Linked DNA regions of Homo sapiens: region 2 is linked to region 1. Evidence: chromatin contacts called from ENCODE Hi-C data. All regions are on one chromosome and are shown on one strand. The core of a region is the stretch at or near the end of the contact, and the rest is flanking DNA. Distances in the headings are between cores, read along the strand shown. Region 1 holds the start of MRPL47 (mitochondrial ribosomal protein L47). Region 2 holds the start of SENP2 (SUMO specific peptidase 2).

What was found. Hi-C counts contacts between places; a loop is a spot of excess contacts on that map. Pooled maps may share reads with other maps.
Region 2: a loop to region 1 is called in a map of naive thymus-derived CD4-positive, alpha-beta T cell, with 15 times the contacts of the local background. The contact joins the promoter of SENP2 here to the promoter of MRPL47 in region 1. A Hi-C loop is called at or near these places in 2 of 168 maps with a recorded cell type or tissue (CD4-positive, alpha-beta memory T cell and naive thymus-derived CD4-positive, alpha-beta T cell) and 9 of 50 pooled maps.

The regions. Positions count from the first base shown.
Region 1 is chr3:179,603,305-179,606,027 of GRCh38, reverse strand. MRPL47 (mitochondrial ribosomal protein L47) reads left to right here and starts at 1,390. Exons shown (of 7, transcript NM_020409.3): 1 at 1,390-1,501. The coding sequence starts at 1,404. NDUFB5 (NADH:ubiquinone oxidoreductase subunit B5) reads right to left here and starts at 1,234. Exons shown (of 6, transcript NM_002492.4): 1 at 1,089-1,234. The coding sequence starts at 1,212. RefSeq lists enhancers at 649-738, 769-928, 367-1,233, 1,109-1,308, 1,234-2,100.
Region 2 is chr3:185,584,891-185,587,613 of GRCh38, reverse strand. It overlaps SENP2 (SUMO specific peptidase 2), which reads right to left and starts at 1,319. Exons shown (of 17, transcript NM_021627.3): 1 at 1,100-1,319. The coding sequence starts at 1,200. RefSeq lists enhancers at 1,240-1,639, 1,680-1,729, 1,223-1,841, 1,842-2,460, 2,461-2,723.

The sequences.
Region 1 (2,723 bases), core at 141-2,640:
TTGAGGTGAGGAGTTCGAGACCAGCCTGGCCAACATGGTGAAACCCCATCTCTACTAAATATACAAAAATTAGCCAGGCGTGGTGGTGTGCACCTGTAGCCTCAGCTACTGGGGAGGCTGAGGCGGGAGAATCGCTTGAACCCGGGGGGTGGAGATTGCAGTGAGCCAAGATGGTGCCACTGCACTCCAGCCTGGGTGACAGAGTGAGACTGTCTCAAAAGAAAAAAAAAAAAAGACTGTATTATGACTTTCCTGAGACCTAGGCACTTTTGCCTTCAAGGGCCCCTTCGTCTAAGTTATTAAAAATAATATTTTATGACTGCATTGGTATAAAACGAACATAATACAGGCTGGATTCGTTATCATATTCATAAACATTATGGTTTTTTTAAAAAAGAAATTTAAATTAAAAGACTTTCGTAGACCCCTAAAACTATCATGGGTTCAGGCAGGAGAATCGCTTGAACCCAGGAGGCGGAGGTTGCAGTGAGCCAAGATCGCGCCACTGCACTCCAGCCTGGGCAACAGAGTGAGACTCTGTCTCAAAAAACAAACAAACAAAACAAAACAAAACAAAAACCTCTCTTCCTCCCCAGTTCATCTGCATCTCATTATTGGGCGGCACGGTACTTACTGTGCCTAAAGAATAAGTTGGCCCTGAGCCTCTTTACCTGTCTACATATTACCTGTCTTCATATTCCTTAGCATAGGTGGGCTTCTCGGCAAGATGACTTTGCATCTGTGGGACTAGAACCTAGCCTTTGGGCAGGTGGAACGCAACAATAAGCTTGTGCCCTAGAGATACAGATCTCAGCTCTATACCTTTCTAGACTCAGCTTCATCCGCAAATTAGCATTAATTGGGATGGTGAATAACAACGTTTTAGAAATGCTAATAATGTAAACACGATCTATCTGGCTACTTCAGGAAAACCCCTCATATAGCTCGTGCTCCGTCTCTCCTGTCAAGCCCCAAGCCCACAACTTGTCCCGGCTCCCTCCGGATCCCACCAAGGTCACCCTGGAAGCGTCCTCCCTTTTCTCGCCCCGCACCCGCTTCACGCCCGTTCTCCCTAGGCCAGCACCCACCAGCAGCCTTCGGAAAGCCACGAGTGAGGAAGCCCCCAAATCCGAGGCGAGTGCCAAGGGGCCGGCCAGACAGAGCTGCCACCGCAGTAACCGAAACCCGCCGCAACAAACTCATGGCCGCCATGGCTACTACGGGCAGGAGGAAGAAGGGAGGCGGGTCACGGAAGCTGAGAGAGCCAATTTACCAATGAGGACAAAGGCAGGATGTGGCCATCTTAAGTGAGGGCAAGTTTTCTATTCTCCTCACCGCCGGCTTGAGACGCCGGAAGTGACGCTATCGTTGGCGGAAACGCGTTTTGCCAGTTATGCGAAAACATGGCTGCGGCCGGTTTGGCCCTTCTTTGTAGGAGAGTTTCATCCGCCCTGAAATCTTCCCGATCGTTAATAACTCCTCAGGTCCCTGCCTGCACAGGGTAAGTGATGTATAAAGTAGGTTTGCCCACCTCTCCAACTTTGGATCTTGTTTGGTTGCCGAGATGCCGAGATGCCGAGAACAACTCAAGAATGGAACGGCCGCCTGGATGGCAGAGCCGGAGCCCACTTTGGTGAGGAGTGAGTGACCTTGGAGAAGTCGCTCACCTCCGACATTTCTATTCCTTCCTCATTTTGTTGCTGCCTGCTGTGGACAAGACAGTATATGGGGTTTGTAGATGTCCAGCATTTGTTGAAGTAAATACATCTATAAGTACAGAAGCATCCTCTTGGGCTGGGTGAGGTGCGAAAAACTTTACCGAAGATGTTTTTGTTGTGATACTCAAGTCTGTGTCAAGTTTGGATGGATTAAAAAAGAAGAGATATTTGTATTTACAGGATGTGTTACAATGAAAGTAACTGGTAACTTAGTAACTTCTTTTATTTATTTATTTTTCTTGGTCCTGGATCCAGTGAAGTATCCATTTATTACATTGGTTGCCATGACTCTTTAGTCTCTATCCGGAACAATTTCTTTTTTTTTTTTTTCTTAATGTTGTTGACATTTTGATGAGATTAGCTTTTTAAGAATCTTATTCATTTGGATTTGTCTGATTGTTTCCTCATTATAAGATTTAGGCTAAATATTTTTGGTAGGGATACAACACTTGTGATAAACTTCATTATTTAGTTTCAAATCATCTCAGGTCGTTAACTATTTTTTAAAAACAGGATTTTTGAATTACTGCATAATAATTTATCATCCAGATGCACAGTAATTTTTAAACCATTCTTAGCTGCGTATTTACATAATTAAAAACTTGACATCCTATATAGTGCTTTAATAAACATCTTAATTTATAAATTCCCATCTATAATAATTTTTTCAGTTGAAACTTCTAGATGCAGAATTACTGAATTAAAGGAGGAAGTATTTGAGGCTCCTGATACATGTTGCAAAATTGTGAGGTTTTTTTGTTTTTGTTTTTTGAGACAGGGACTGACTCTGTCGCCCAGGCTGGAGTGCAATGGTGTGATCTCAGCTCACTGAAACCTCTGCCTCCCAGGCTCAAAGCGTCCTCCCACCTCAGCCTCCCGAGTAGTTGGGACTATAAGGCACGTGCTACTATGCCTGGCTAATTTTTGTATTTTTGTTAAAGATGAGGTTTTGCCATCTTGCCCAGGCTGGTCTTGAGCTCCTGGGCTCAAAGTGATCCTCCCACC
Region 2 (2,723 bases), core at 70-2,569, 6.0 Mb before region 1:
GCCTGGGGGACAGAGCGAGACTCCTTCTCAAAAAAAAAAAAAATTAACACTTGATCACTAAAGTTGAAGAGGGGGCATAGAATTTGTATAGTATTTTATTTTCCAGATTTTTAGGTAAGGAGGTCGATACAATAAAATGGGACACTCCAAAGAGTAGATGCTAAATAAGAATAGCTTTTGGGGCTGAGTGCAGTGGCTCATGCCTGCAGTCCCAGCACTTCCAAAGGCTGGGGTGGGCGGATCACTTGAGGTCAGGAGTTCAAGGCCAGCCTAGCCAATATAGTGAAACCCCATCTCTACTAAAAACACAAAAATTAGCCAGGCGTGGTGGTGCACACCTGCAATCCCAGCTACTTGGGAGGCTGAGGCAGGGGAATCGCTTGAACCCAGGAGGCGGAGGTTGCGGTAAGCCGAGATCGCACCACTGCACTCCAGCCTGGGCGACAGAGCAAGACTCCGTCTCAACCAAAAGAAAAAGAAAAAAAGAAAAGAATAGCTTTGCGTTTCCCCCAAATTTTAACCGAATTTAAGAGTACAGACTAGTGATTGTTTTAAAGGAGTGAGGCACCTAAGCCTTTTTACTCATTCACTAATTCTAAAGCACAAAACCCTTCTGGCCCCAAACACACAGACTGTTTGACAGCTGTTTTGGAACAAAACAGGTGCTGTTTCTTGCTGCAAGGACAGTACTTGCAGTCAAAACGGCTTTGGGCAAGCTATGAATCTCACTTCAACTGCACTTAATGTCTGCAGATGACACTTGCGAGGGTGCTTTGTAAACAGTGAGCCACAACAAAGACAGTATTCCTTCAATGTTAGTGTTCAGCCTAAGAGCGGCAAAGCCCCATTTGTTATCAGCAACCAGCTTGGCCTCTGACAAGAATGTCAAAGACCCTGCCATCACCGGCCGCTACGAAGACGACCAGCTCCTCCTTCATCAGGAGCTGCCTCCCTACAGCCTGGCGGGAGCGACTACGTCACTAGGATCCCGGCGACCTGTTTCGGGTGAGCCTGGCTGAATCAAAGCTATCACGGCCGAGGAGCCCGCTGTGGGGGAGGGGGTAAGGCCAGGCTGGCGCTCAGCCCCCTCTCGTCTCACCTGTCTGAGCGCCGCCTCTTCAGGAGGGCCCGGGCAGGGGGCACCGACCGGTCGCAGAAACGGAAAATGGTGCCGAGAATCCTAACCAGCCATCTGTACATACCAGGCCCAAGCAGCAGCGGCGGCCGACACACCCCGAGACGCAAACCCCAGAGCTGTCGCCGCCGCTGCCGCCTTCGCCGTCTTAACCACCACCGCCAGAGTTCGGTCGCTGATTTGTGACGCGATTCAAGAGCCCACAGATACAGCGTCCCCAGGGCTACCAGAGGCCCCCGCCCGCCACCACTCCTGACGTCACCTCCTCCCGCCCGACCGGAAAGCTCCATTCTCAATCTGCGCACGCGCAACCTAGCACCGCTCCCTATTTCCGAGCCCAGCAACAAGAGTAATTGTGGGACGGTCCCGGCCCAATCGCTGACGAGATCGGAAGGGCTGTCGGCAGGGTTTTCTCTTCGGCGGAGCCAATCCGGAGCCGGCCCGTGGGACAAGGCCCACAGGCCACATGTGAGGCTGCTCCACTCCGGAGGAGGCGTTCCGGGGTCCCAGAGGACATTAGGTGCTCAGTGTTTGCTGAATGCACATGTAAAGGTAGATCAGGTTAATTAACACACGTTTACCGTTTTAGGCGCCCTTTATTTTGCACTTACCTTTTGCCTCGTACTTTTCACGCATTGTCACCTTAATATGCCCAGCAATGGCGTGTGACAGAGAGTCTTAAGCCAGTTTTATAAGTCAAGGAAATTGAGGCATAGAGCGATTAAGTTATTTGTCTAAGATCACAAAACTAGCTAGAGACGTGGCTGGAACTTGAACCCGGGGTCTGAGTACCAGCGCCAGTCCCTCGCCCTTGAGGTCAGTCTACTTGGAGACATGTACATAGATAATTACAAATTACAATACACCGTAAGTGGTTGCTGTGATAAAGGTATGTGCAGAGTGCAGTGGGAGCCAGAGAAAGGAAAACCACACACTGAGGGAGAGAAGGAAAGGGCAGATGTCCTCAAGAAAGGCTTCACAGAAATTTAAGGATGAAACCTGCGGCCCACTAATGTCTCCTACCCTGGGCTAGTAAGTAATGAGTCTCGTTACTCTCCCTCTATAATTCCAATGTCACACTTCTAGTTAATTGTCAACTATAGGCCGGGCGCGGTGGCTCCTGCCTTTAATCCCAGCACTTTGGGAGGCTGAGGTGGGCAGATAGCTTGAGCCCAGGAGTTTGAGACCAGTCTGTGCAACATAGTAAAACCCCATCTTTACAAAAAATACAAAAATTAGCCGGGTGTGGTGGCACGCACCTGTAGTCCCAACTACTTGGTAGGCTGAGGTGAGACGATCACTTGAGCCCAGGAGGTTGAGACTGCAGTGAGTCGTGATCACGCCACTGCACTCCAGCCAGGGTGACAGAGTGGGACCCTGACGCACCCCATCAAAAAATTATCAACTGTAAAACAAATCCCACCCTATTTAGTGATAGAAAATCCAGTCCCCTCTTCCAAACAATCCTAAGAATCCTCAAAGGTTTTCATGCCCCACAAATCCATTCCTGATTAACTTGTTTCCTACTTGTGATTCAGTTAAGGCCAGAGTTTTACACTTGCTTGAACTTCAACGCTGGCACTCCCCA